2 separate regions of the Homo sapiens genome follow, and region 2 is linked to region 1. A link is a loop called in an ENCODE intact Hi-C map of the cell type or tissue named here. Cell type or tissue: ascending aorta. All regions are shown on one strand. Links, peaks and the distances in the headings refer to the core of each region. The heading gives the core; the rest is flanking DNA. Region 1 overlaps MAN1C1 (mannosidase alpha class 1C member 1). Region 2 overlaps MAN1C1 (mannosidase alpha class 1C member 1).

Evidence for each region. Hi-C counts contacts between places; a loop is a spot of excess contacts. Peaks named below come from ENCODE experiments on the same cell type or tissue, not always from the same donor. Only the 100,000 strongest peaks of a DNase experiment are listed, where the experiment ranks them.
Region 2: it touches region 1 in a loop (2.1-fold over the local background); 1 of 110 quality-filtered maps calls a loop at or near these places.

The regions. Positions count from the first base shown.
Region 1 is chr1:25,713,615-25,729,381 of GRCh38, reverse strand. All of the region lies in intron 2 of MAN1C1 (mannosidase alpha class 1C member 1), which reads right to left. Among named protein-coding and RNA genes, the nearest start is that of SELENON, 79 kb to the left of the region's middle. RefSeq lists enhancers at 3,957-4,600, 4,686-5,186 and a silencer at 5,818-6,018. In ascending aorta, for the core only: no CTCF peak of the experiment used is centred there; no DNase peak of the experiment used is centred there.
Region 2 is chr1:25,651,152-25,666,918 of GRCh38, reverse strand. The region is part of intron 1 of MAN1C1 (mannosidase alpha class 1C member 1); the gene reads right to left. Among named protein-coding and RNA genes, the nearest start is that of MAN1C1, 42 kb to the right of the region's middle. In ascending aorta, for the core only: no CTCF peak of the experiment used is centred there; a DNase peak (open chromatin) is centred at 7,608.

The DNA.
Region 1 (15,767 bases), core at 4,384-8,383:
CTCTCAATAAATGCTGGCCGAGTGGCTAACTCTGCTCAGGAAGCCTCATGGACCTGTGATGGATCGGGAAGGATGAGCAGGAACCCGCAGGGTGGAGAGCAACAGGGGGGACATTCCAGGCAGAGAGCACAGCATGTGCAAAGGCCCTGAGGTAGGAAGCTGGTCAGGGAGGAGCATAGGTTTCGGGGGAGGGAATAAGGGGAGCAATGTGGCCAGTCAGCTGGAGCCATCCTGGGAAAGACTTCAAATGCAGGCCAAGGGGTTTGGTCTCTATGTTGAGGGCCATGAGGAGCCACAGAGGGGTGTCTCAGGGCTGGGCCATGAGCAAACCATGTACATTAGAAGCTAACGAAGGGGCAAGAGGCTGCCGAGAAGGCTGGAACAGCATTTGGAGATCCAGAATCCTTCTGGGGTCAGAGCCACACAGCGAGTCTTCTTCCAGGTCTCAGACCACACTGGGCACTTGTTGACGCCTAGGTGACCAAACTCTCACTAGGGGTCCCCAGCCTTTATTTGAGGGTAATATCCTCTACTGTGCCAGCAACGATTCTGCACCAGTTCCCCTTCCTTAGACAGAGCCGTTGAAGGGAAATAGCCGCCCAGGCAGGCACTGCGTTTCCCAGCCTTTCTGCATCTAGGTGGAGCCGCAGGACCCAATGGGGTGTGGGCATAGGCTCCATACACCACTTTGAGGCCTGGCCCATAAAAACCATTCATGGATATTCCAAGGCCGAGGCAATCTTGGGTGTTACAACCTGAAGATGATGGCGCCTCCATCACCCTGAGTGCCTGAGTCATCAGAGGGAACAGAGCTCTCCCCACCATCAATATGACTTTACATGAGCAAGAAAGAAATGTCTGTTGTCTCCAAGCACTGAAGTCTCTGGGTTTATCTGTCACAGCAGCCAGCATTACCCTAAACAGACCCACCAGGCAGAATGACCTTGAGCACTTCACCTCCCTGAGCCTGTTTCTCTCAAACAGATTGTTGTGAGTGCCTAATACGATGACAAGTGTGAGTGCTTTGCAAGCAGCGAGGAACCACAGAGATCCGTCTGTCATGGGGTTACTGGCTTTGGTCCCTCTGAGAACCCGAGGTTGCAGAGGGGAGGGGACTCCGGCCAGTCCCTGCTGAGGCAGGGGAGTGCAGCAGCTAAGGCCCGGAGAAGCTCGCAGCAGGGGCTCAAGATCCACCAGCAGGTCCTGGCCTAGGCTGGGGACTCTCACTCCAGGCTTTAGTTCAGCCCTTTGAGAGATGCTCCTCAAATAGCTGAGCCGCCCAAAGGGAGGAGGCTGGGGCCTGGCTTCCATCTCCTGGAAGCTGCCCCGGGAAGCAGTCCTCCCAGCCTCTCTCTGATAACTTGTTCCAACCTCTCACAACTCATTAACAGGAAACTGCATTCCCTGCCAGGAAGACGCACGCCTGATTTTTCAGACATGGCAGGTAGACTGTGTTATCAAAGCCTTGTCATGTGTCTGCACGGCCCCCACGCTCTCCTGCTCTCTGGTGTCCTCGGCCAGGCTCTGTGCTCAGAGCATGCATTGCCTTTGGATGTGGCTGGGCAATCTGCCAGCTTGTCTGGCCAGGGCCAGGGGCCCAGGATGGATTCCCGTGAGGGTGGCTGAGGCTCAGCCTGTACCCCGCTCCTAAGCATCCCACACTCCCTGCCCAGAACTGGGGCTGAGACCCCACAGGGGGACAGGGTGGGGAAGGCCTGAGCAACACAGGATGTGAAGAGCTGTCTCTGGCCTCAGTGACTTTCACACAGAATACCATGGGCACTCCGTGTCCTTTTGCTGCAGGGTTCCTCTGCCATAGCTTTGGGATGGGGGTAGAGAATGCTCACCCCCAGCCTCTGGAGCCTGGAGTCGGGGGCAAGGCCATTTTGTCCTGCACGTATCCCCCACTGTCCCGTTCTCGGGCAGGGTGGGTGCAGACACCAACCTCCTCCACCTCCCATGCTGTCTCATTCCTTCACACAGTCGCTCACCGCCTCTCACTGGGGACCCGTGAGGAGTTCTCAAATCACCTGGCAGAGGAAATACCACCAGTGCCCTGGACTACGACAAGGACATGAAGTATCCATTTCCAAAGTCTATCCACAGGCAGGACTTAGTCTGTTTGTTCCTTATCCCCACCCTGAGCAGTGTTGTTAAACCCGGTTCACAGAGGAGGAATTTAAATGACTAGTGCCTAAGGTCATCCAGCTAGTCCACTGGGTAGTAATCTGAGCTGGGTCTAGCAGCCTCCATGATCATCATGGTTATGTGTCTAATACAGCCTTCATGCCAAAACCTAAACCAAGAATTTTACTTTTTTTTTTGGAAACAGGGTCTTGCTCTGTCAACCAAGCTGGAATGCAGTGGCGCACTTTCAGCTCACTGCAACCTCCACTTCCCAGGTTCAAGCCATCCTCACACCTCAACCTCCTGAATAGCTAGGAGTACAGACACATGCCACCGCAGTTGGCTTTTTTTTTTTTTTTTTAATAGAGATGAGGTCTCACTGTATTGCCCAGGTTGGTCTCACACTCCTGAACTTAAGTGATCCTCCCACCTTGGCCTCCCGCAGTGATGGGATTACAGACGTGAGCCATCATGCCTGGCTGAGAATTTTATACTCTTAATCTTCATAATTATACTGCAGTGTAGGTGGTTATATTATCTCCATTTCCAGATGACAAAACTGAGGCTCAGAAAGCTAAGAAGCTTGTCCAAAGCTGCACAGCAAATAAGCAGGAACCATGGCCCGAATGCCTACTGTACTTGTGCTCTCTCCCCACACCAGCGGCCTCACAGGTGAGATGGGGCCCACCTGGGGAAGGCAGATGATGAGGCTTCAAGATCCTACCAAGCAAAAAAGCAGGGTATAAAATGCACACATGCTGGTCACCACACCCCATTACGAAGTGTGTGTACATGGATGACATTGGATGGGATCTGGTAGTCAGTGGCTGTGTGTCTCAGAGGGAGGCAGGGCCTGGCAGCTTCTATTAGTGCCTGGTCACTCTTGGCTGAATTCTTCCTTGTAAGGATGGCTAAGGGTTAAGGTAAATAGGAACGAGTTGGGCAGAGGTTTGGTGGGTCTACCTTGCCGTGGCCCTGGAGACCGTGGTCGTGGTGGTCCTCCCTCCCTTTCCCTTTCCCCAGGTGCAGGAGCCACCTGGTCAGATAACCTCTCCACCTCACTGCATTCCAGACAAGCTCTGCCTTAGGCAGAGATCCAAGCAAACCAGAGACCACTGCTCTGAGCACTGACCTCTTTTGAAGAAGTGAAGACTTGCAGGAGAGGGGCTACAGTCGGAGCAGTGTTAAGAGAGTCCCCCATCATAGAGGCCAAGGCCAAGGAGCTGGTCTGCAATGGCCTGTAAATGGCCCTTTGTGATCCAGCCCATGCCCAGCTGGGCAGCTCACTCAGATGAAAGCCTCACCTTTCATTTCATGCCACAGCCACACTCAGCTCAGCATGCCGTACCGCTGAGCCTCAGCCCAGGATGGACCTTCTGCCCCGAGCACCCTCTCATTCTTCAGCTCTACCATGTGCATCTGTTGTTCTCAGGTGCCTTGAACCCAGCCCCCGGCTTTCAGATGGCGCAGTCTCCCTCAAATGCCACACGCCTTCGACTTCCATTAAAACAAACACTGGGAGAGAATCCTTAATAATGCCATCTAGAGGGCAAAGTGGGAGGCGAGGCAGGATCCCCAGGCACTGAAAAGTTGAGGTGGGATGGCCCAAGGACACTTTATTCTAGGAGGAGCTAGGATAACCCAAGAAGCCCTCAGCAGGCTTGCTCTAGTGGACCCCTAACAAGTACTCCTGTACTCTCACGCCACCATGCCCTTGCACGTGCTGTGCCCTTTACCTAGAATGCCCTCCTCACCTGGGAGACTCCAGCTTATTCTTCAAAGCCCAGCTCAACGTAACCTGCTCTGTGAAGTTCCCAGAGGCAGAATCAGTGGCTCCTTCCTCTGTATTCCCGTAGCACTTTGACCACATAATTACGTGTGAATCCCTCCTCTAAGAAGAGAACTCTTTCGAGGCAAGGGACGTGGCCAGTGCACCTTTGCATCTCTAGCATCCATCCCAGAGCTGGCCTAGAAAAGCCTCTGAATGAATGAATTAATGAGCTTCCTTTTGCTAAGATCCCAAGATACCTATTTTCCCACCTCCTGCTGGGCCTTCCCTCTCCAGTCACAAGAGGAGCAAACTGAGCCTTTTGTCTTCACACCACATTGGTATTGACCAGAGCTGGGTTTTAATGGTGCTTTGACAAAAGGCAGCTCCCACATTCATTTTCCTTGGCTAATTACATTTCCCAATTGAAATGCTTATCTCTGGGTTGGTGTTATAGACATAATCAGTTTCCAGAATGGATTCAAAAGAGGTGAGAGCAAGAAAATAATTAAGCCAACTTCTGATTGAATCAAATAATTAAGCAAATTTCATCGGTTGCCTGTGATCTACAGCTCCAGCCTGGGCCTGGAGAGTGTACTACTCTATCAGAGAGATCATGTCTGATTGTTTTAGAGATGGGCAGCATTTCTTCCAGTAGCAAGTAAAGGATTAGCTCTTTTAACTGAATGCAAATCAGGGTGGCAGAACCCCAGGTTCCTTGTTTAGGCAAAATATTCTGTGTTTGCAGGAAAATAATCGAGGCTGGGGTGTGCTCTGTTCCGGAGCCATGCCTAGACACTCATGGTAGAGTTTGCACCAATGGTCCCAATTCCTTACCCCTTCCTGCATTCATGTCCTTTGCACTGAGTAGGATGCCTCTCCCCACTCTCTTCCTCTGGGCTCAGACACGTGTGGCTAACTTCAGCCAATGAGAGCAAATGTGACACACGCAGAGGCTTGAAAAAGCACTTGCATGTTTCTGCTTGCTTTCTTGTCCTTTTGCCACCTCCATGGGAATACATATGAACTAGAGCTGAGATGCAGAGATGCGTGGAACAGAGCTCAGTTGGCCCAGTTGTCCAAGCCAAGGATCTCTTAGATCATCCGACAGTCAGCTGCCCCCAGGCACAAGGGTGAGCCCAGTCAAGATCTGCAGTCATAGGCTAGGCGTGATGGCTCATGCCTGTAATCCCAGGACTTTGGGAGGCCAGGTGGGCGGATCACAAGATCAGGAGATCGAGAACATCTTGGCCAACAAGGTGAAACCCCATCTCTATTAAAAATACAAAAATTAGCCGGGCGTGGTGGCGTGCACCTGTAGTCTCAGCTACTCTGGAGGCTGAGGCAGGAGAATCGCTTGAACCCGGGAGGCGGAGGTTGCAGCGAGCCGAGATTGTGCCACTGCACTCCAGCCTGGGCAACAAGAGCAAAACTCTGTTTCAAAAAAAAAAAAAAAAAAAGGTAGGCAGTCGTTTGGCCTGCCCAGCCTGGATCAGGTGAACTCTGAAGACTCCTGAGTTACCTAAACACTTATTGCTGCATGCCAGTGAGGTCTGTGGTTGTTTGTAACTGATACAGTATCCCGCAGCCCAGGCTGGCCTTTTCTCCAGTCCCAGCCTCTAGAGGGTACCCCTCAATCCTTTAGTCCAAGCACCACTTAGAACAGACAGTCATACATCCCGCTGTTTGAATGGTAAATCTTTATGCAAAAACCCATCTAATCTTCACAAAGTCTCCTGGGCAGACATCAGGAAAGGGATCTTTTGTCCCACTCTACAGATGATGATGTTGAGGCTCAGGGAACCCAACAGAAGAGCCAGAGATCGTGGTTAAAGATTGTGAGTTCAATGAATGCACTAGCCCTATTTCCACCCAGAAACTCCACTAAGACAACGGTATAATTTTTTAAATAATGCATCAATCCACAAAGATAGAACAACCAGGGAAGAAGATGATAGTAACAAAGTTTGGCAGCTGGGAAAGAGATGTGGAGTGCTGACTCAGCAAAGCCAAGAAAGCCGAACCCTAAGCCATGATGATGCAAGCAAACAGGCACTCAGGTTTGTGCTAGAAAACCCCAAAGGCTCTGGGATTGGTGGCAACACCAGGTATCTCTGGAAGTGAAATAAGAGGAGGGCTTGTTGCAAGTCAGCCTAAAGGCAGTAAGATCCCTAGATTCTCTTCCTACTTCTGCCAAGAAAATGTTTCCTCTCATCCCAGCAGAAAACCAGAGGCAGAGTCTCAGAAAGGAGTACGACAGAGGGCCTCTTGATGCCTGGCTGAGGCACAGGGTGCCATCCTGGGAGCAGAGGCGGTAAGTGAAGATTTTTGGATTGCCCACCTTTGCCCTCTTGCCCACATGGATCTCAGAAGGTCCATTAATTTCCCGGCACAGTGAATGAAAAGAGACCTACACTGAGGTATATTGTCATGAAATACTACACTGAGGTATATATGTCATGAAACATTGAGGACAAAGAGTACGCCCTACAAGCTTCCACAGAAAAGACAGGTCACAATCAGAAGGCTGTGATCAGGAGTCCATTTGCTAGGTAGGAGAATGAAAACATTTTCTATGCAGAACCAGACTAGCTCTAGAGAACAAACACCTATATTGAGTTCCCATTGGATTATCCTACTGGGATTATCAGTCAGCAGAGCCCACTCACCACACAGATCCACAACCATCTTCTCTTCTGCCCCACATTTAACTTGAAGACACAGCCAAGGAGCCACAAACATTTAAGGGAAACCTAACACGAGAGATGGACAAATACACAAACAGGAAAGGTAACTGGAAGGACACAGAGACTCTGCAGGAAGAAGAAAACTTCAAAAACAAAATATCATCAGAGACTAAAGAAAATGGTGCGTCTGTGAGACAAGAACAGAATGCTCAACAAAAGAACATTCACAAAATAAAATGGAGCTCTTGGAAATAAATACACAGTCTGACAGCAGAAATGCAAACTCAATAAAAGAGTTGGAAGACAAACTTGAGGAAATTTTGTAGAGTAGAACCAAAAATGAAGAGACAGATAGAAAACAGAAGATAAATTGGAGGACCAGCTCAGGGATCTAACTAAAAAATGTAGGAATTCCAGAAACAGAAAAATCGGTGGAAGGAAATAATCAAAGAAATCATTCAAGGTGTCCCAGAACTGAAGGCATGGATTTCTAGACTGAGAAGGTCCATTAATTTCCCAGCACAATGAATGAAAAGAGACCTACACTGAGGTATATCGTCATGAAATTTCAGAACATTGAGGACAAAGAGTACGCCCTATAAGCTTCCAGGGAAAAGACAGTTCACATACAAATGACGAGATATCAAAATGGCATCAGGTTTCTCATCCGGAATGTCGGAAGCTAGAAGCAATGGATCAGTTTCAAAATTCAGAGGGAAAATGACTTCCATCTTATAATTCTTTATTCAGCCTAATTATCGATTAAGCGTGAGAGTAGAATAGAGTTTCAGTTTTCAAAAATCTCAAATATTTTACCCCTCCCCTATGCACACTTTTCCAGGAAGCTACTGGATGGTGCTGACCAAGAAAGAGACAAAGGAACCAGCAAATAGGGGATGGAAAATGAGAGAGATTCACAGCTCACATCACACTTATGGGGAAAGGCCAAAAGCTTTCCCCCAGGATCAGGAATAAACAAGGATATCCACTTCTATTTAACCTTGTAATGGAGGTTCTAAACAGAGCAACTGGGCAAGAGAGAGAAATAAAAGGCATCCATATTAGAAAGAAGGAAGTAAAACGATCTGTTTGCAGATGACACATCTTGTAAATGAAAAATCCTACGGAATCTACTAAAACACCATTACAACTGATGAATGAGTTCAGCAAGGTTGTAGGATACATCAATTGTAATTTTATATACTAGCAATGAACATTCCAAAATGGAAATTAAGAAGACAATTCCATTTACAAAGCATCAAAAAGGAATAAAATACTTAGGTATAAATTTAACAAAATAATTGCAAAATTTGTATACTCTAAACTATAAAATATTGTTGAGGGAAATTAAAGAAGATCTAAATAAATGGAAAGACATTTCATATTCATGAACCGGAAAACTTAGTATTATTAAAATGGCAATATTCCTCAAATTGATCTATAAATTCAGTGTAATCCCTATCAAAATCCCAACTGGCTTTTTCGCAGAAGTTGACAAGCTGATCCCAAAATTAATATGGAAACTGAGATTACACCTGTAATCGCAGCACTCTGGGGGGCTAAGAATGAAGGATTGCTTGAAGCTAGGAGTTTGAGACAAGCCTGGGCAGCACAGCAAGAACCTTGTAAAAAAAATTCATATGGAAATAAATATAAGGGACCCAGAATAGGCCAAACAACCTTGAAAAAGAACAAAGATGGAGTACTCACATTTCGTGTTTTAAAAACTACAAAGCTACAATAATCAAGACAGTGTGATACTGGCATAAAAATAGACATAGATCAATGAAATCGAGAGTCCAGAAATAATACCTGATACTATGCTCAACTAAGTTTTGACAAGGATGCTAAGACAACTCAATCGGAAAAGAACAGTCTTTTCAAAAAATTGTGCTGGAACAATTGGATATCCACATGCAAAAGAATGAAGCTGGAGTCCTACCTCACACCACAACCCCAAATAAACTCGAAATGAGTCATGGCCTAAAAGTAATAGCTAAAACTATAACACTTCTAGAAGAAAACACAGGAATTATGTTCATGACCTTGGGTAAGGCAATGGATTCTTAGACGTCAAAAGTACAAGTAACAAAAGAAAAAAATCGATACACTGGACTACATCAAACTAAAAACTTTGGTGCTGAAAACTATTCCATCAAGAAAGAGAAAAGATAACCCACAGAATGGAAGAGAATACTTGCAAATCATATGTCCCATAGAGAACTGGTATCCAGAACAAACGGAGAACTTCTACAGCTCAACAATAAACTACCCAATTAAAATATGGGCAGCTGGGTGTGGTGGTTCACACCTGTAATCTCAGCACTTTGGGAGGCCGAGGTGGGTGGATCACCAGAGGTCCGAAGTTCAAGACCAGCCTGGCCAACGTGGCAAAACCCCATCTCTACTAAAAATACAAAAATTAGCCGGGCATGGCGGTGCGTGCCTGTAATCCTGGCTACTTGGAGGCTGAGGCAGGAGAATCACTTGAACTCGGGAGGTGGAGGTTGCAGTGAGCCGAGATTGCACCACTGCACTCCAGCCTGGGCAACAGAGTGAGACTTTGTCTTGAAAAAAATTAAGAAAAAAAAAAAGGATTTGAATATATATTTGAATATACATTTCTCTAAAGACAACACACAAAGGATGAAAAAGCACATGAAAAGATGTTTAACATCATTAGACATTAGGGAAATGCAAATCAAAACCACTACGAGGCCAGGCACTGTGGCTCGTGCCAGTAATCCCAGCACTCTGGGAGGCTGAGGCAGGTGGATCACTTGAGGTCTGGAGTTTGAGATCAGCCTGGCCAACATGGCAAAACTCTGTCTCTACTAAAAACACAAAAATTAGCCAGGTATGGTGGTGGGTGCCTGTAATACCAGCTACTCAGGAGGCTGGGGCAGGAGAATCGCTTGAACCTGGGAGGCGGAGGTTGCACTAAGCCAGGATTGCGCCACTCTATTCCAGCCTAGGTGACAGAGTGAAACTGTCTCAAACAAACAAACAAACAAACAAAATAACAATGAGATATCACTTTCCACCCACTAGAATGGCAATAATAAAAATGTAGGTCAGGTGTAGTGACTGACACCTATAATCCCAGCACTTTGGGAGGCCAAGGCAGGAGGATCACTTGAGGCAAGGAGTTCAAGACCAGCCTGGGTAACATTGTGAAACCCTGTCTCTATAAAAAACTTAAAAATAACTAACCGGGAAAGGTGGCATGTGCCTGTAGTTCCAGCTACTCAGGAGGCTGAGGTGGGAGGATTGCTTGAAACCAGGAGTTCGAGGCTGCAGTGAGCTAAAATGATGCTACTGCACTCCAGCCTGAGCACAGAGAGACCCTATCTCAATAAATAAATAAATAAATAAATAAATAAATAAATAAATAAATAAATAAAAGATAAAAAATAATAAGTATTGGGGCTGGGCACAGTGGCTCATGCCTGTAATCCCAGCACTTTGGGAGGCTGAGGCGGGCGGATCACCTGAGTTCAGGAGTTTGAGACCAGCCTGGCCAACATGGCGAAGCCCCCTCTCTACTAAAAACACAAAAATAAGCCGGGCATGGGGGCGTGCACCTGTAGTCCCAGCTACTCGGGAGGCTGAGGCAAGAGAATAACTTGAACCCAGGAGGTGGAGGTTGCAGACAGCCAAGATCGCGCCACTGCAGTCCAGCCTGGGCGACAAGAGCAAAACTCCGTCTCAATAATAATAATAATAATAATAATAATAATAATAATAAGCATTGGAAAGATATAGAGAAAATGGAAACCTCATATATTACTGATAGGAATGTAAAATGGTGCAGCCTCTTTAGAAAACAATTTGGCAGTTCTTCAGAAAATTCAATGTAGAGGTCCCAAGAGAAATAAAAACATATGTTCATAGAAAAGTCTGTACACAATGTTCATAGCAGCATTATTCATAGTAGCCAAAAAGTGGAAACAACCCAAATGTCCATCAACTGATAAATGAATAAATAAGATGTGGTAGATTTATAATGAATTATTCATCAATGTAAAGAAATGAAATACTGATGCATGCTACAATGTGGATGAACCTTAAAAAACTTATGCTCAGTGAAAGAAGTCAGATACAAAAGACCACAGGTTTTTGCTTCCATTTTTATGAAACATCCAAAAAAGGCAAATATATAGAGACTGAGGGAGGATTACTGGCTGCCTGGGGATGGCAGTGGAAATGGGAAGCGACTGTGATGGGCACAAAGTTTCTTTTTAGGTGATGGAAACATTCTGATGATGTTTATACAATGCTGTAAATATACTGAAACCTACTGAATAGTACATTACAATTGGCAACCTTTTATGGCAATGTAAATTATGTGTCAACAAAATTATTTAAAAACAAAATGAATAAGAGAGAGGTAAAAATATCCCAGGGACAGCAGCTGTGCAGCAGGCAGAGAGTCAACTGTCCAGAACAAGACAGGTCAGAAGCCTCCAGGAGAGACGTCTTCAAGAGGATGAAGCTGACGTACCACCTAATGCGCTGGGACACACTGTGAGGAGGTTTACACAGGTAGTGGGGACCATGGAGTTAAGAAGTGATAAACATGTGACAAACTAAGCATCAAACAAACACGACGATTATTAACTCTACAGAAAACAAACAGTTACTTAGGAAAGGGAAGGAAATCATACTATATGAGAATCAGCCATGAAGAGTGTGTACACAGCCATAGGAAGTTACACCCCGAACAACCAATATTTTGATGTAACTATAATGGAAAGAATGGGGGAATGGCTATGTGTGTGTGTGTGTGTGTGTGTGTGTAAATAAAGCTATAGTGTGATATCAACACACATCTACTAGAACAGCCTTAAAAAGAAAAAGACTGATTTTACCAAGTGTTGGTGAGGAAATGGAACAACTAGAACTCTCACACACTGCTGGTAAGAACGGAAAATGGGGCCGAGCATGGTGGCTCATGCCTGTAATCCCAGCACTTTGGGAGGCCAAGGTGGGCAGATCACCTGAGGTTGGGAGTTCAAGACTAGCCTGACCAACATGGAGAAACCCCATCTCTACTAAAAATACAAAACTAGCCAGGGTGGTGGCACATGCCTGTAATCCCAGCTACTCAGGAGGAGAATCGCTTGAACCCGGGAGGCGGAGGCTGCAGTGAGCCGAGATTGCGCCACTGCACTCCAGCCTGGGCAACAAGAGAGAAACTCCATCTCAAAAAAAAAAAAAAAAAGGAAAATGGTACATCTGCTTTGAAAAAGACAATTTGGCAAATTCTCTGTTTTTGAAACAGGGTCTCACTCTGTTGCCTAGGTTGGACCGCAGTAGTATGATCACAGATCACAGCAGCCTTGACCTCCCTGGGCTCAGGTAATCCTCCTGCCTCAGCTTACTGAGTAGCTGGGGCTACAGGCATGCACCACCATGCCCAGCTATATATATATAATTTTTTCTTTTTTTTGTAAAGACAGGGTTTCGCCATGTTGACCAAGCTGCTCTTGAACTGCTGGGCTCAAGTGATCCACCCACCTCAGCCTCCCAAAGTGCTGGGATTACAGGTGTGAGCCACTGTGCCCAACCAGCAAATTCTTACAAAGTTAATAAATTTAACATATGACCCAACAATTCCACTTTTGGGTATATACCTAAGAAAAATGAACACATACATCCACATGAAAACTGCTTGTGAATGTTCAAAGCGGCATTATTTTTAATAGCCTCAAACTGGAAACAAATCAATTGCCAAATGGAAAAAATAAACCATAGCATATCCATATGACGGAATACTACTCGACAATACACAGGAGCAACTATGGACAGACAAAACACCATGGAGGAACCCCAAAAACCTGATGAGTGAAGGAACCAGACACAAGAATACACACTGTGTGATTCTAAGGAACTCTAGAAGGCTCAGGCTAATTTAGAGTGACAGCAGATTGGTGATTGCCTAGGCCAGAAGCTGAGGAAGGATGAATGGCAAAGGGGCCTGAGGAAACTTTTAGATATAAAAATGTTCAGTACCTTGATTTTAGTGGTGTTGAAATACATTTTATTGCATTAAATTAAACTTTAATACAGTGGATTTAAAAATTTAGAAAGGGTAAAGCTATTGATTCCAATTGGGATTAAAACCCAGGAGGCTCCATAAAGGAAGGCAGTCTGTAAGCCTGGTCTTTAAAACTGAATTTGAGGGCCGGGCACAGTGGCTTATGCCTGTTTGGGAGGCCAAGGTGGGCGGATTGCTCAAGCTTAGGAATTCGAGAACAGCTTGGGCAACACGGCAGAATCCTGTGTCTACTAAAAACACAAAAACAATTAGCCAGGTTGTGCCTGTGGTCCCAGCTGCTCAGAAGGCTGAGGTGGGAGGATGGCTTAAGCCTGGGAGGTGGAGGTTGCAGTGAGCCGAGATCATGCCACTGTACTCCAACCTGGGTGACAGAGTGAGACCCTGTCTCAAAAAGAACAAAACTAAATTTGAGAGACACACAGAAGAAAGAGCAGGGACCTGTCAGGCAGATCTGAGTATGGCCAAGTCTGCTAGTTGCCCCTAATATCCATTCTCCTTCAATTTCCATAGAAACAGAAGCAACAATTTTAGCTGAGCACATGGCCATGGGAATAAAAACTACATTTCCCAGCCTCCCTTCCAGCTACGTGTAGGCATATGACTGAGTTCTGGCCAATGGGATTCAGTTGAAGTGCTGCATGTGACTTCTGGAAAAATATGTTTAAAGGGAAGTGACATTCTCTACTCTTCCTCTTTTTCCCTTCCTGCTGGCTGGAATGTGGACACGATGACTGGAGCCACAGCAGCAATTTTGGACCGTAAGGTGGAAGCCAGTACTGAGGGTAAACAGTGGAACCTAAGTCCCTGACGATGGTGGGGTCGCTACTCCAGTCCTAGACTAACTACCTGGACCTGTAAATGAAAAAGAAATAAACTATTTGGTTAAGGCTTGCTATTTTGGGTTTCCTGAGTTCCAACAGAATCCAATCCTACCAGATAAAATGAACAGTAGCAGAGAAAGATGTGAAGTGCTAGCATCCTTAGTGCCTCAGGCTCTCCTGAAACCACCATCGTTCTTCTGCTCTATACTGCTCAAGGGAGAGGCCCTGGCTTTCCTCATCTTTCTGTTTCCAGGGCTTGGCACATAGTAGGTGCTCAGTAAAGACATCTAGTCAGCTGAAAGACCATGGCATGGTTCAAGCCCTGGCACAAGACCAGCTAGATGCTCTCTGAGGGCAGAGCCTGGACCTTTCTGTTCACCACAGTAACTTTCACACCTAGGTCCACAAAGTCTGTTGTGAGTGCTTAGGTATTCGTTGAGAGAAGGAGTGAAAGGCTGATGTGGCAGAAATCTAGGGTTTCACAGCCCAGCATCCACCTATACTTTCTCTAGTTGACGGGTCCCTGAATCACCTTCTACACCTCCCCTCCTTCCCAACTCCTAGTCCATGTTCTGCTTGAGGTAGAACTGCCTTGACCCCAGCAATGGGAATGATCATGTGACCTAGGCCTTGGTCAGTCCAGCCCTTTCATCCCTCTGGACATGAGGATGAGTTAGGGATAGGCAGAGCCATGGGCCCAATTAAAGCTCACCAGCACTAATTTTGGGCTTAAACTGAAACAGAGTGGCACTAGCTCTTCTGCACCAGACACAGGTTGGGCAGGCTAAAGTTGTTGTACCAGCTTGTTCACATCAAGGAAGAACAACCTGAGAATGAAGACAGTGAAAACAGGCCACAGGGAAGAGAAATAAACAGAGTGTCCGTCTTCATTTGAGACGTGGATCAAGCTGTGCCTGAAGTCTAATCCTAGTGACTTTCAATCAAGTGATCTAGTAAATTGAACTTAAATGGGCTTGAGTTTTTTTGCATCTTGCAAACTGGAGAGTGCAGACTAACATAGTTGACCTTGAGGGTCAATGTCACCCTTAAAATATGTCATCTTAGGTGTAGTGCTAGCACTTAATACAGGTGGGAGCCAGGGTACCACCAGCTTGTGGCATTAACTCCACTTCCTTTAGAGTGTAGCTGACTCTGAGAGCTCGAACAAAGCTTCATTGATTCTACCTGGTATGTGACATTGTAAACCAATCTCACATTATCAGCATTGCAAAAATTCCCCTATAAAAACACAGGAGTCTAAAATGTTAATCTGAGAATTAGTGGACATTTATCTTCTTTTGGATCGGTATAATTTCCTCCCATTTTTTTTTATCTGCTTTCTGAGCCACCTCATTTATCTAAGCTTTCAAAAGCTCATGCAGAACACATAATGCACTTCAGCTACAAAAATCAATGCTTGAGGATGCATTTTTACCAGGGTTGGTAAAGAAATTCTTCTACTGCTTCTCAGAGGCCTTACTGCAAACATTTTTATTCATGAATAAGAGCCAGAATAGTTTTACTTATAAACAAAGCTTTTCCCTAATTATCAAATCAAGGAGTCAATGTCACTTAGAAATATATTCTTTTTTATTTTTGAAGGGATAAAAGTGTGTATTAGTTTGTGCTTCAAACCCCTCTCCTCCCCTAACCATCCAAGACAACTGACTGACTTTAATTAAAGACCATTTACCCTGGGAATGGATTGCTTGCTGCAATTTGTACCGAAGAGACACATTTGCAGACAAATGAATCGCAGTCCTCAGATTTCGCCCATATGACAAAAGAAGTGATTATGTTCCCTCATCACTTCCTCACTCTGAAGAACTCTATTAAGAGAATAATTTGAACTGACTCTCTGCTACGCTGCATTTTAAAGTGTGATCTATTTCAAAGCCACCAACATTTTTTTCCCCTTTTAAAAATGAGTGGTATTTAAGGAAAAATGCCAGCTGGTGTGTCTATTTGAGGAGGGGCTACAGGAAACACGAAGGTTGATTTAACTCCCTCGGAAGCTCCAGTCACTTGCAAGTGCATGAGGAACCTGGAGCCTTGGTTCCCGGCAGCAAAGAGCAGACACTGGGCCCAGCGAAGTCCAAACTCTGGTGCTGTGTTAAACTGAGCCCAAGGAATGCCTTCTCCATGGCCCTCTGATCACCTGTGCAGGCTGCATTATAACGATTTATGTGTCTGTGTACCCTAGTCTGAACAGAGGCCGGAGATGAGGCACATCCATGGGCCTCTTTTCAGACCTCATATGAATCAGGAAGGCTTAGGGCCCAACAGTCCTATATAAACTCCAT
Region 2 (15,767 bases), core at 5,658-9,657, 64 kb after region 1:
ACAAATGAACCCACGGCCCATGACAGGTGTTTCAAAACCTTCACAGAATTCCTCTTCCCTGCACTTGCTTTTGAGGCACAACTATGGGTGATGGTGGCTCACCGGGACTCTTTCAAAATCTCAGAGACAGGCCCTTTTAGAATATCCCCATAAAAGAAAGGCCTGGCTGAGATTTCTGTCGCTGACAGCCGTATGTTTTGTATAAAGGAGGAAACCATCAGGTTTTCTCAATTCTGAGCACAGCAGCTGAAAAGAATCTATTACATAAAACGATGTCGGCTCAGCTGCCAGTGGTGGGGGGAGTGGGGTCCTTTCCAGCTGCTGTTAATTAAACACCAAGTCTGCCTTTTCTAAGGAGGATGGCTTCTACTCAACCTGCTGCCCTGAGAAGCTGCTCTTTTTGTCTTTCTAAGCAAGAGGAAGAAATTCCTCTCCCTTTCACTATGGACTTGGTGTTCCGTTTGTGAACCTGAGAAAGATGTGTGCTACCGTTTGCTCTCAGATTTGACTCCAGGTCTAGCTGGGACCACTTAAGAGGAGTAAAAAGATGAGGCTCATTAGCTGGAATTCAACAGCCCCCCTCCTGGATGTGAAGTCACTAAGTGAAAAATGGGGTTGGGGATGAAAACGACGCAAAAAGACAGAGAACCGAAATGCAAAAATGTTTCCTGGGTGGATAGCTATGGCTATTTAAACCGTTAAAAGTCTAAACCCTCCTGAGGTCAGGGGAAGAGCCAGAAGAAATCAGAGGCATAATTCCTCCTTCCTATGAACCCAGTAAAATTTTAAAATGCAAAGCATCTCTAAACAGCTATTTGATTAGAGGGTTTTTTTTTCTTCCAACTAGGCTATGATAATTAGCAAATGCCTGAGAGATGAGATTTAAATATGCCAATCAGTCCATCTCAAGAGTTTAGCATGAACAATGTGGAATGTAATTATCTTTAAGCGATAGCCACTTTTGTGGAGTTACAGCCATAACTTGAGATCTGAAACCCAGTAGATGACCTCTCCCCATGGCTGGAGCAGCTGCTTTCCTGCAAAAAAAAAAAAAAAAAAAAAAGCCAATGCCAAGTATTACCTGAAAATTCCACTAGTGTGACCTTTCAAGAGAATGATTTTGAGTACTTCTGGTGATAACTCTGACACCATTTCTTCTACTAATGGGCCATTTTCAAAATCAGCAGGATGATGGAAATAACCTGACTTCACAGAGGGGCCAAACAGACTCCACCTGCAATATCTAATGCCCTGTTTTCTCCATCAGTGATCTTCTTAGGTGGGAAATCATCAAAAACCTAAAGACTCCCAACTTCTCATGTCTCGTGTGGTCCACAGCGGTGTGCAAAATGGGTCTCGAGGCAGAGATTGGTCTGTAATGGGACACAGCGTTATCCAAAGATGATGGCAGAATGCAGCTAACTATTTGGAAGCGTTTTTCCGTCTTGCTACTGGGGAATATTGCATCGTGTAAGAACTATTCTGGTTAAAATTAAGTCTTTTTGAAGATGTAGGCTGTTATCACACCGAGTCCATTTTTCACCCCATAGATTGGGCACTCTCAATTCTTAAAATAGCTTTTTATAATATTGTGATGGCAAATGGCTGAGAGGAAGGTATCAATTCAACAGCCCGTAACTACAGAGACATGTGTACGTGTGTCTCAGGCACAAAGGGACGTTACCAGGCAACATTGCAGAAACGAGTAACATTGATAGTCCATTCCATAGTAATAGCCTCTATAATTAAAGATTACTGCAAATACAATAGATCGTAACACAAATGGAAATAATGAAGAGACACAACCATCTCTCTGCCTCTTTGTCAGAAACCGTTTCTACACAGGCCGTGCACCTTTGTGGGAATGGAGGGGCCTATAATTAACCACCTGCTAGCGTCAGTGGCCATAACTCTTAACCAGGCTAGCACTTTCTTGACTAAGTTCTCACAAGTGATAATTAAAGCCGCCAGCCTTGCTTGTGAGGTCTGCTCTCAACTGAGCAGTATATATATTTGTTGGCATGTCTAACAGTGACGGATCCTCCAAGTAGCAATGGCTGGAGACTGGGCCACCAGCATGTCCAATCGTGAGATAATTGCCTCCTTATATGAGTGCCTTGAGTCACAGCCCCCGCCCAGCGAGTCTTCCCCTTTTCTTTTAATCGAACAATGCTTTGCAATTTCAGCTCCATCTATCAGATGCTTCCATTGTCTGCTAATAGAGTTTACAGAATCCTATTTCCCACTCTGTAGCCAAGGCCAAGAAATCTTCCGTCATTCCTGTATGTCCGAGAACATTTCAGATGCACTGTAAACTCAACTTGAACTCTGTCCACCATTGGCTGCCGAGCTGTAAAAGTGCCAGCCAGGGCTTTAATTCATAATTAGATGTTGGCTAGACAAATTATCTGTCTACAGTACCTTTGCCTACCACTATTATATGGCAGAATAATGTTCAACGTGGGGATACATGGAAAGTGAGCACTCTCCTGGGAGGAAATGTTTTGCAAAATCTATTTCCTTGACAACTGTTTTCCAAGCAAATTCTAGTACTGTAAGGTTTTCTCCCCCATGGTTTTGAACTATTGTGGTGTCTAAAAATCAGCATTGCCAAATGCCTCATATGAAAAATAGGGATTAAAATTAAAAAAAAAAAAACTAGTAGGGTTGAACATTTTAAAAGCCAGGATTGACTACTTTTTGGGGTGGTAATGAGCAGCATGGGGTGCCACTAACGCTCAGGTCCCCCAACACAGGCGACCACAGAGCGTGTGGAGGGCAGATGGGCTGCCATACTGGGCCCCTCTACCCAGAATAACCTAGTCTCTATGGGGAATGCAGCCTAGTCCCTGATCATCCCCCTTCTGGGGAGGCTTAAAGAAGCACCAAGAAGAACCCTACCACAAGAAGAACCCTACCAGCCTCAGGAAGAACTAAGTCATGTTTCTTTAAATTCATATAACCCCTGGTTTTGTGAGACAGGCCCAATTTCAAATATTCTGTCCCATTATCAGACAATGTGTCAGACACCATGTTCTAACTTTTTATTTGGAAAGTGATCTTATGGACTTGGTGGGCCTCCTGGGTATGGGGAGAACCCGCAGGGCCAGGACAGAGCAGTGATATAGAGTGCTACCACTCTGCTCAAGTGGCCCTCTCCCTCGCGACTTCAATGGAATTGTCAGCTCAGCTCTATGTAGGCCATGGCAAACCCAGACACTTTTTTACATACCCATCTCCCCATTCGTCCCACTGTGCCCTCGACACAGTAATCCCCGATGCAGTAATCCCCCCATATCTGCAGTTTCACTTTCCGCAGTTTCAGTTACCCACAGCCAACTGAGGCCCAAAAATAGGTACGTACAGTACAACGAAGTATTTTGGGAGCAAGAGAGACCACATTCACATAATTTTTATTACAGTAGATTAATTGTTCTAAATATGTTGTTAATCTGTTACTGTGCCTAATTTGTAGATTAAACCTTATGGCAACATATGTATAGGAAGAACATAGTATATATAAGGTTCAGTACTATCCGAAGTTTCAGGCATCCACTGGGGGTCTTGGAACATATCTCCTGCAGGTAAGGGGGAATTACTGTATTACACAATAAGTGCTCCCATATGCTAAGAACTGTGCTAGATATTGGGGCTATAGAGGAATAGGAGGTGTGTCTGCTATGGAGATCATATTATTTATTTATTTATTTTAAATATACGTATTTTATATATATTTAAAATAATATATAAATAAAATATATATACATGTATTTAAAATAAATAATATAAATAAATAAATAAAATATATATATGTATAATTTTTTTTTTGAGATGGAGTCTCACTCTATTGACCAGGCTGGAGTGCAGTGGCATGATCTCGGCTCACTGCAACCTCTGCCTCCCAGGTTCAAGCAATTCTTCTGCCTCAGCCTCCCAGGTTCAAGCAATTCTTCTGCCTCAGCCTCCTGAGGAGCTGGGACTACAGGTGCCTGCCATCACACCCAGCTAATTTTTGTATTTTTAGTAAGACGGGGTTTCACCATATTGGTCAGGCTTATCTCGAACTCCTAACCTCGTGATCCTCCCGCCTTGGCCTCCCAAAGTGCTGGGATTACAGGCGTGAGCCACCGTGCCCGGCCTAAATATATTTTTTAATAGAGAGGATCTTACTGTGTTGGCCAGGCTGGTCTTGAACTTGGGCTCAAGCAATCCTCCTGCCTCAGCCTCCCAAAGTGCTAGGATTACAGGTGTGAGCCACCATGCCCAGATGGGATCACATTTTTTAAAGCAGAGTTCTTGATTTGGAGTTTACGGATGGGCTTTAGGGAACCGTGTTTGTGTGTGTGTGCGCATGTGTGCACGCCATGAGCATTATTCTGGGGAGGAACGTTTATAGTTTTTATCAGGTTAGCAAGGAGTCTGTGACACGAGAAAATGTTAAGAATCATGTATAAGCTGTAATACAAACTGCTGTGCTCTGTTCTAGAGGTCTCTCCACAGAGGAATATGACTACACAATGGAGGTGTTGTCTAGCCGCACCTTGACAAATGCTGAGGAGTCTGGATTCACTTGCCTGATGTCAAAGAATGAAGGCTCGTTCTCCAGAACACCCCTGAGGCTTCTCACACCATCTCCCTCCTCCACTCTCAGTCCTCCCTGCATTTGCTTATTCAACAAGGTTTTCCTGAGCATTTCCTCATGCCAGGCTCAGTGAACAGGACAGACATGGGTCCCTGCCTCCTGGAGCTGACATTCTTGTGAGAGAGATAGACATCAATCAAACACAAAAACAGATGCAGAATTATAAACTGAGGTCAATTATAAGTGAGGGGACAACAGAGAGAGAGGAGGCTGACTACCTGCAAGGGCCTGATGACTCCAGAGAGATGGGGAAGGTTTCCAGAGCATTCTGACCACTGTTCGCTGGCCAGCAATCTGGATTATAAATTGCCCCCAAGTTAAAAAAATTCCTCAAGGGGAGAGACCGTAGATCATTTGGCTTTACAGTTTATAGAGCTTATAGCACCTGATGTGGGGTAGGACTTGTATTTGCAAAACAAATAGATGAGGGAATGAGCAGGCTATCCTGTGATATTTCTTTCATTACATATTTTTAACTCCTTGCAGGTGCAAAGGTTTCATCTTAGATCTCCCTTCAACCCCACACACAGCACTGAGAACAATTAGCAAATCATTACATTGGGAGGAGACATCCCATTTTCACGAACTCTAATAAAACTGTGGCTCTGCTTCCTGCTTCCTGCCTGTCTTCCACAAAGCCAGGCCTCAGTCTCGAGTTCCCAGCTATGCACACATCTCTGCTCAGACCCTGTGCTCAAGCTAAGCCTTGTCTCCTTTGGTGTGAGGTTGAAAGATCCTGCCACAATGGAGGCAGAACTCACCCTCGGTGGGGGAGAGCAAGACACAGAGGGGGACATTTGTGCTCTGGGGAAAAGAGGGAAGAGTTTGAAACTGCATACCATGCCGTTAACATATTTATTTTGCTTATTGTTCCTCTAACTCCACTAGAACAGAATTTGTATTTTGGGTCTGTCTTGTTCATTGCTGTGTCCCTGGTGCCTGGCACATAGTCCACACTGGATACTTATTTGTTAAATAAATGAGTCAGTGAATGAAATGGGACTCGGGCAAGACAGTAAAAGGAAATAGCCAGGAGCAAAGGCATAGAGGTGATGAAATACATGGGCCACGCAGCACAGCTGCATCCAGCAGTGTGCGGTTTAACAACTAACCCTCTGCATGTAGCTCCAACATGGGCGATGGTTGATATTTTCATGTACCTTAACAAATAAAACTGAAATTAAAAAAAAAAACAGAATTTCATGTGTTTATCAATGATGTGAGCCACTTCTTTGCTGAATTGGATGGTAAGTTTTGAATACTGTCATTTACAATGACACACTTTTGGCCAGGCATGGTGGCTCACACCTGTAATGCCAGCACTTTGGGAGGCTGAGGCAGGAGGATCACTTGAGCCCAGAAGTTTGAGACCAGCCTGGGCAACATGGTGAAACCCCATCTCTACAAAAAATAAAAAAATTAGCTGGGCATGGTTGCATGCACCTGTGGTCCCAGCTACTTGGGAGGCTGAGGTGGGAGGACCCCTTGAGCCCAGGAGTTCGAATCTGCAGTGAGCCATGACTGCACCACAGCACTCCAGCCTGGGTGATAGAGTAAGAGTCTGTCTCAAAAATGGAGTTTCAGGCCGGGCATGGTGACTCACACCTGTAATCCCAGCACTTTTGGGAGGCCGAGGCGGGCGGATCACGAGGTCAGGAGATCAAGACCATCCTGGGCTAATGCGGTGAAACCCCGTCTCTACTAAAAATACAAAAAATTAGCCAGGCATGGTGGCAGACACCTGTAGTCCCAGCTATTCGGGAGGCTGAGGCAGGAGAATGGTGTGAACCTGGGAGGCGGAGCTTGCAGTGAGCCGAGATGGCACCACTGCACTCCAGCCTAGGCGACACTCAAAAAAAAAAAAAAAAAAAAAAAAAAAAGGAATTTCACTCTTGTTGCCCAAGCTAGAGTGCAATGGCGCGATCTCAGCTCACCGCAACCTCTGTCTCCCAAGTTCAAGTGATTCTCCTGCTTCAGCCTCACGAGTAGCTGAGATTACAGGCATGTGCCACCACGCCCAGCTAATTTTGTATTTTTAGTAGAGACGGGGTTTCTCCATGTTGGTCAGGCTGGTCTCAAACTCCTGACCTCAGGTGATCCGCCCACCTTGGCCTCCCAAAGTGCTGGGACTACAGGCGTGAACCACCACACTGGGCCATATATAAACACTTAAGTTTAATCTGATTAGCATTCTCTCTATCACTTTCCTAAGTCTAGGCAATTATCAAAACAATAAATCAAACCCAAGTTTATAGTGTTTGCCAATTTCTGTGGCAAACAGAAATATTCCCACCAGGGCTGATTTAGAGCTACCAACATGATGTCACTGAACATGGATTTGGTGTGGGCTGCGACATATCATTATACATAGATACAACAGGTGAAATAGATAAATAATACAGTAAAACAATCAGGAAGGGATGAGTTTTGAGTATTGGCTACCCTTGTTTTTAATTTATTTAACTATAATTTTATATAATTTGTTTTTAAAGAATGGCTATTATTAACCATTGGCACACAACATTTCTGAAAATTTAACAACTGGCTCTCAGGAGTCATCCCTGAGTGCATCCTACAGGCAGACCAAGCCTTGCTTTGGGCACTGGCAAAGCTGGAGTCCAGGAGATTCTGCTTCAATGGACTCACCTGGGACTGCACAATTAGAAATGCTAGAAAGAAGCTACATCAATGTTTGTACAACATGTAACTTTTATCACTAAAAAAGAAAGATTTCTTTTGAATTATATTTTAGGCTCCATAATCTCCCCCAGGTTTAGGGATTCTAAAAGTCATGTTCTGGCCACATCCCAGGCCTGCTCAGTTCCTGGAGGGAAGAGCTTGAGAAAGAGGTAGCCAGCACTGTGCTTTTTACATAAGGAAGTATGTAATGTAGGAAACTGCAGTCTGAGGACCAAAGCAGCAGCTCCCTGGAGGTCATCCAGGTGAGACGTATTTCTAGGTCTGACGTAAGGGTCGGGGGCAGAGCCAAGGCTGCTACAGAAATAGAACTGTAAGCCCCAGGGAGTGTGGGGAGATAACCCTGGAGACAAGCCACCTAGAACCAAACAGCCTTGACTCTGAAGGCTTCCCAGGATGCTGGCTCAGCAACAGGACAAACCAATCCCCAACCCGAGTCACATCCAAGTCCCAGCTGGGTACAGCTGGGCTTAGATCAGGGAACATCCGAGGCAGGCGGGTGCCTTCGCAGCTCCAGTCCTTCCTCAGCCTTGCAACAGCCTCCTGCTCTTCCCAGTGCATCCCCTCTGGGCAGCAGGCTCAGGCACGACGCAGGGGTGTCTGGCAGGGCCAGGGCCACTGATGCTGCTGCTGGCCAGGACTGAAAAATGCAGACTGCAGGCAACATAAGCAAGCAGGACAACCCCGCTCAGATTGTGTGTGTGTGTAAAGTTTGATGGAACTGCACGGGCTGGGGGCGTCTGGGGAAGTATCTATAAGTGGCAATCGGCTGAGCAGCTGGGAGGAACTTCAGAGAAGAGACAGAATATTAAGAGGTGAGTTTGGGGCTGGGCGCAGTGGTTCACGCCTATAATCCCAACACTTTGGGAGGCTGAGGAGGGCAGATCACTTGACCTCATGAATTCAAGACGAGCCTGGGCAACATGGTGAAACCCTTGTCTCTACATAAAACACAAAAAAAATTAGTCAGGTATGGTGGCATGCGCCTGTAGTCCCAGCTACAGGGGAGGCTGAGGTGGCAGGATGGTTTGAGCCTGGGAGGCAGAGGTTGCAGTGAGCTGAGATGGTGCCACTGTATTCTAGCCTAGGCGAGAGAGCCAGACCGCGTTTAAAAAAAAAGAAGCAGCAGCAAGTTTGGATGTGTCTCCTTACTAGGCTCATTCCAAGCCTGGGGCCACCTGCCTTCACTCCCCATGAAGCCTCGAGTCCCCTCCCACTCATGCTAGCCCTTAGGGTCTATGGTTTGGGATAACCAAGGGCTTCACTCTAGATTCATAGCCTGGCTCCAGGTTCACAACCTGACACTGCCACTTTCAAGCTGTGTAACTCTGGGCACGCTGTTTAACACCTCTGAGCCTCAGCTTGCTCACCACTGTGAAGGTGAACAGTTTATGGGAAAGGCCCACCCTCTGCAGCAGTCACTGAGTTTTGATTTTGAATTTCTAATATCTACTAGGCCACCCTGCACAGGACCAGGGGCTCCCAGAGAGCAGGAAAGGTGGTCTCATCTTCAGACAGGTCAAGGCCAGGGGGCAGGGCAGCAGGCAAGGAGATGGTGTAGAGCACCACAGGGCCTTGGCTGGAAATGCTGAGGTTGGTGAGCCCTGAAAGTGAGCAGTGGTCCGGCTGGTGGGTCACGCTGTGTGTGTGTCCATCCACTTCCTTCCATCCACACACAGGCTCAGCCTGGGGTTCATATCCCTGGGGCCTCAATGCAGAGCAAGCAACTCACTAAGAGTTACATGGGTGTTTTCATTCTAGTGAGGATGATATATACAAGGCGCTGGTAGCCAGTAATAACTTACTGAGGCCAAAGCCCCCATGGGTAACAGGGCATGACAAAAGGTTCCCATGTTCCCAGGGCCTGTCATCTTGTTTGTCTATGGCTCCGGCTGTATCAATCTCCTTTTTGTGTGTTTGTCAAAGGGCAGCCCCCAAACCCCCAAATGGGACATAAATAGAACTGAAGTACAACAAGCTACTATATTCTCAGCACAGGGAGTGTGAAGCCCTTAGTCTTAAAGTGACAAATGGGTAGGAAATTATTTCTTGCTAAAGAATAATGAGGAGCATAAATTGCTTCTGTGTGCGGATGATTCACTAGAAGGTAGGCACCTCCGGCTGCAAGAGGAAGGCACCACCACTTCAAGCCTCAGGGCCACGCTTCATGGCTTTCCCCCTACATCAAGCACCACCACCCAGCTGCATCCTGGCCAGGCTGGCCTGATAACCCTTGCCCTTCCTTCTCCCCAGCCTCTGGGGAAGAGGCACTGAGAAAGGCGTGGGGAAGGGCAGTCTGCTCAGTCTGAAAGCTCCTTTACTCCTAGAAAAGGGTTTTCAGGACCCAGAACTGTGCCCTGGGTAATGGTAAGCATGGCTGTGGCAGGCTCTCCTTAGAAGGCTGAGGGCCCCAGGCAGGAGACCTTTCCCCTGCTTGGTTAAGACCCAAGGTTGGGGCTGGGCGCGGTGGCTCACGCCTGTAATCCCAGCACTTTGGGAGGCCAAGGAGGGTGGATCATGAGGTCAGGAGATCGAGACCATCCTGGCTAACACGGTGAAACCCCGTCTCTACGAAAAATACAAAAAATTAGCCGGACATGGTGGCGGGTGCCTGTAGTCCCAGCTACTCGGGAGGCTGAGGCGGGAGAACGGTGTGAACCCAGGAGGCGGAGCTTGAAGTGAGTCAAGATCGCGCCACTGCACTCCAGCCTGGGTGACAGAGCAAGATTCCATCTCAAAAAAAAAAAAAAAGACGCAAGGTTGGTCTATCTTTCCATCTCTCTCTCCATCTCTCTCCCCTCCTTGGCTACTCCCTGAATAGCAAACCTGAACAGCTAGCAAGATGCCAGCTTGGGCAGGACCCAACATGTGTCTTCTCCTTTAATTTTACTTCTAACAGCACTTTCAAGTGAACCACTGCAATTAAGCAGGCTTAAGCACAGCCTGACATACAGCAGAAAGACACACACAGAAGATTAACCACAGAAGGTAGAGACCCCGGAAGGAATTCAACACTCAGGCTTATTTATCCAAACATGAAGCTGACCCTGTAACATTGAAGAAAGTATTTCAGTGAACACTTGGGCAAAGCACTATCAAAGCAGGCAACTCAGCCGCCCAGTGCAGGCGCCAAATGTCTCCGTAGCCTTATTATGAAACGACGTCTTTAAAAGTACATTATAGGCCCGGCGCAGTGACTGATGCCTGTAATTTCAGCAGTTTGGGAGGCCAAGGTGGGCAGATCACTTGAGGTCAGGAGTTCGAGACCGGGCTGCCCAACATGGTAAAACCCCGTCTCTATTAAAAATAAAAAAATTAGCGGGGCATGGTGGTGCATGCCTGTAGTCCCAGCTACTTGGGAGGCTGAGGCAGGAGAATGGCTTGAACCTGGGAGGCAGAGGTTGCAGTGAGCCGAGATCATGCCACTGCACTCCAGCCTAGGCGACAGAGTGAGACTGTCTCAAAAAAAAAAAAAAAAAAAAAAGACTGATAATCCCAACCTAAGACATACATCAGCTTTGGACTGCTAGTCCATTTGGGGCCCTCCCAAAAAGAGGAGGCAGCTCCTGAGCACCCTGAATCCAGGGCCTATACTCACTCCCTCACTCACAGCTCCTGAGCACCCCCAGTCCAGGGCCTGCACTCTCTCCCCGACCCACAGCCCTGGGGGAGTTATTCCACACTGTCAGCCTCAAGGACAAGACTTTTCTTCTTTAAATCAAACTGCAACAAGAGAAATGGAGGTTTGGGGGCAAAAGTGAATTTCTCCTATTCACTCTCCTATTAACTCTCCTATTAACCCCCAGAACAAGTCCCTGAGGAAAAACTGGCATCTTTTTCCGGAGGAAAAAATGAAGAATTTCATCCAATAGACTTGCAAGTCAGTACCCCTAATTAGAGGCCGATAAGAGACACAAGGAGAGAAAGCAGGAGTTGGAGAGGATGTCGGAGGAAGAGTCTGCCTTCTAAAAAGCTAGACTCTGCCCCAGACATCAGTCATCCACTATCCCCAAGGGCCAGAGGAAAGAACCTGAGAACAGTTTTCCATTTGTGCTTGTCAAACTCAGCTCACTCCCTTGAAGCCAAGGAAAGAGATTTAAACTACAAGTGTCCACCAGTTCCCTGTAACTAAACTAGTTATTTGGTATTTTGAGAGCATCTGAGAATCACAATCACAGAGGCAAGAGGGGCTCATTTCTTCAGCTCGCCCTCACCTTGCAGAAGGGGAACTTTAACCCTGGAAGAGCAGTGTTGGACAGCAGGTTCCCTCCCTGAGATCCACGGACTCCAGGAGCTGAGTGAGAGGCTGCAGCAAGGGAGCTTGGAGATCGAGTTTTATCCCCACATTTTGTAGTTGAAACTCAGACCTGGAGAAGTTGAAAGGACTTTCCCAAGATCACACGGTAAATAAATTCCTTACTTAGTCCGGATCTCTGGGGGTGAAGGAGGCTGAAGCTCTCAATTGGAGATATGGTGTCAGCTTTGCTTTTGTTTTAAAAAAGCACAAGCACACATGATGGTTTGTTTCAAACCAATAAAGACTTGTTTTGTTTTAAGCCACTTCAATTATCAGAGGACAGCATGTGTTCCAGTGAACTCTACAGCACTTTGGAACCATGGAAAATTTACAGCCTAGGCCCGACACGGTGGCTCACGCCTGTAATCCCCACACTTTGGGAGGCCGAGGTGGGCAGATCGTGAGGTCAGGAGATCGAGACCATCCCGGCCAACATGGTGAAACCCCGTCTCTACTAAAAATACAAAAATTAGCTAGGCGTGGTGGTGTGTGCCTGTAGTCCCAGCTACTCGGGAGGCTGAGGCAGGAGAATGGCTTGAACCCAGGAGGCGGAGGTTGCAGTGAGCCAAGATCGCACCACTGCACTCCAGCCTGGTGACAGTGCAAGACTCCATCTCAAAAAAAAAAGGAAAAAAGGAAAATTTACAGCCTAAACATGAGCAGATTACGTTCCACAGCATCTGCCATAAAGTTACCCTTTCCAGTGCAGCCACACACAGATTAAAGTAAAAGCAAAGCATAAAGAAAGCACAGTTATTTGGAGAAGAGAAAAGCTGCTTCGGCAACAGCTAAGTCCTGGGACCTGGCAGGCTTGGGGGTGAGCACCCACTTGGCGTGAGACAGTTTCCTCAACTAGGGGCCTGGATCTCACTCAGCAGCTCAAAGTCAAAACTGCTTTCCTTTTGTAAAGCCTTACCCTTTGGAAGGGGTCAGATGCCTCATGGATCGGTATAACAGCCTGGGGTCCTCTAGGACCACATACACAAGACTTCAAATCTTTGATAGATCTTCATCTGGAAGGCAACCCCAGGACCGCTGTGTCTAAGAAATGAAAGCCAAGGCTCTGGTGAGGGGAAGGAATTTGTCCATAATTACACAGCACATCAGCAAGGATAAGTGACTCGGGTTGGGGGATGAAGGGATGAAGGGCCCAGGCTGACCCATATAGGTGATACTCCTTCTATAACCCTGGGAGTTCCAAAACTTGTCTCAATGTGCAACCAGGAATAGATCAGGGTTTCCCAGTCCCGGCACTGCTGACATGTTGGGCCAGATAATTATTTGCTGTGGGGTCTGTCCTGGATGCTATCCTTTGGTTATCAGCTTCCCTGGCCCCTATCCACGAGATGCCCATAGCATCCCCAGTGTGGCAGCCAAAAACGTCTCGAAAAACTGACCTTTGACTCCCCTGGGGGAGCAAAACTAGCCCAGTTGAGAACTGGAGAAGATGGATGGCAAGTTTTGAAGCGTGCTGCTCCCCGCCCCGACCTGGCCCTGCTCTGCCCTCCCAAACATGCCTGATCCCCTGCCCTCTAGGGAAGAGCTGGGCTACTCAGCAAACTTCCTGCAGAAGCCAGACTTGTGGGGAGCCAAGGCCAAACCACAGCAGCCTCGTTCTGGGGAAAGCAGCTCTTAAGACCAACGGCCTCTGTGATGTGACCCCTTGGCCCTGGACACTGATACCTACTAGGTCCGAGAACATTCAGAAAAATCAGGGAATCCGTGGAGCACCCCACTTGAGAAGCCAGAGGTCCTCCTCCAGGGTGGGATGACAAGACACCTAATTTGGCTTAGGGCCACACGAGTAGTCACAACACAACACAAAAAGATGGTTTACCATAAAGGCCCCTAATAAGGGACCAGCAGTATTGGGAAATGGTTGGGGGTTTCAACAGAGGAGGTACAGCTGTGCATGGTGGCTCACACCTGTAATCCCAGCACTCTGGGTGGCTGAGGCAGAAGGATCACTTGAGCCCAGAAGTTTGAAACCAGCCTGGGCAACTTAGTGAAACCCCACCTCTACAAAAAATTAATAAATTAGCCTGGCATGGTGGCATGTGCCTGTAGTCCTAAATACTTGAGAAGCTGAGGTGGGAGGATGGATTTGAGCCCAGGAGGTCAAGACCGCAGCGAGCTTAGATTGTGCCACTGCACTGCAGCCTGGGAAACAGTGAGACCTTGTTTCAAAAAACAAAAACAAAACAAAACAAAAAAACAGGCTGGATGTGGTGGCTCATACTGATAATCCCAGCACTTTGGGAGGTCAAGATGGGCAGATCTCTTGAACTCCAGAGGCCAGGAGTTCAAGACCAGCCTGGGCAACATGGCGAGACCTCATTTCTACAAAAAATACCAAAAAATTAGCCAGGCATGGCGGTGCATGCCTGCAGTCCCAGCTACTTTGAAGGCTGAGGTGGGAGGATCGCTTGAGCCTGGGAGGTTGAGGCTACAGTGAGCTGTGATCACAATAAAGCCGACATTGATTAAACACCTCCTACGGGCCAGGCACCCTGCTGAGCACTGCAACCCCGAGGGTGATCCCACTGTCACCCATTGTGCAGAAAAGGACATTGAGGCAGAGGTTGAGTAATTTTGCTCCGGGCCCACCACTGATCCTGCATGTCGGTGGGAGGGCACCCACGCTCTGCTTCAGGAGGAAGCAACTTCATGCCAGTGCCAAGACCCACCAAGGCAGGGGAAAAGATGACACGGCTTCAGGTAGGCAGCAGGCTCTGGTCTTTGCTAACCAGCCATGCACCAAGGGCTGCCAGCAACTCGGCCCCATGCCTGAGCGGGTGCTGGGGGCCTCCAGCCTGTGGGGTGGGAAGGGCTGGTGCCAGCTGGAACAGAACTTGAGAACACATTTGCAGAGTCTCACTTCCCGGGAGAGCGCCACTGCCACACTGAGCAGACTCCTTGGCAGTGAGTGATCCTTACAAGAGTTCCAGCGTTACTTGGAGAAGCCATTTGTTTCCCAACAGCAACCAAGAAGGCAGCAGCTGTCCTGCACAGGAGTCCCTCCTGCTTCCTGGACCTCTGGTCAGGGAGGCCTCTTCCAGGAGCTACACAGGCCTTCAGGGCCTGACATGCGGCAGCAGGAAGGCTCCTCAGCTTAGACCCCAGGACAAGAGTGTCCACACATGTCCTCAGGAAGTGCCTGGAGGCCTTGGGGTCAGACTTTTAGGAGTCAAGAGCTGCTATGAAGAGGCCAATCAGAAAGATCAAGCACTTGGCTTTGAGTGGCCATTGCTGGGCAGCAGGAGAGTTTGGGTTCCCAAACTACTCCACCATCCCTGCTCAGGCCAGTCTCTGGCCCCGGCAGGCAGGCAGGCAGCAGGGTCTTCTCTCCTCATTCACAAGCACCCATTATAGTCACGTGGGAACATGTTGCTAACACCCTACATGGAACAGGACTTAGTTGCTTTTCTAAACCTTACAACCTATCAGTCTGAGGAAACACCTGAAATCAGCCTGATATAACCCCCAATGCATAGATTTTTCCCATGGGGAACATCTTATTTTCTTTCTGACATTTAACCTCAGGTCATAGCCAGGGTGGGGATTATAACACCTTTGAACAGGCCAGAAAGACCCGCGTGTGGTTACAGAATAAGCATGTTAATTCTGAGCTCCTGCTCCGTGCAAGGGCAGAGGAAGGCAGCACTGGTCTCTCCCTGCAGACAGCATTTTCCTCTAAGAAAAGGATTTTCATCTTGGGTCACGGCCCCTCCAACAAGGGAAAGGCTGGATACTTCTTTGAGGAGACTTGGTCCACAGTGCTGGGCTGCCCCTTCCTTCCTGCCTGTCACACATGACCAGGGCAGAATGGAAACAGGAGTCCATCCCACTCATACCACTTGCAGGGCAATGAGCAGCCCAGGCGCCAGCAACAAGGCAGTGAGCTCAGGAGAGGCTTACAGGCCAGCTGAAGAGCCGTGCAAGGCCAGTGCAGGCCGGGACCAACCAGGGCCTTCCTGCCTGTCACTCAGGGAAGTCTGTCTTTCTGGCCAGCTGAGGCTGGTCACTGTCAGGAGTCTCCAACCAGGGCCAGTCTGCCCGCTTCTCCTCTGGGACAGAAGAAAGTGTGGCAGAGGATTCCCCACTGGTGCTCTAGAATTGCAGTAGCCGTCC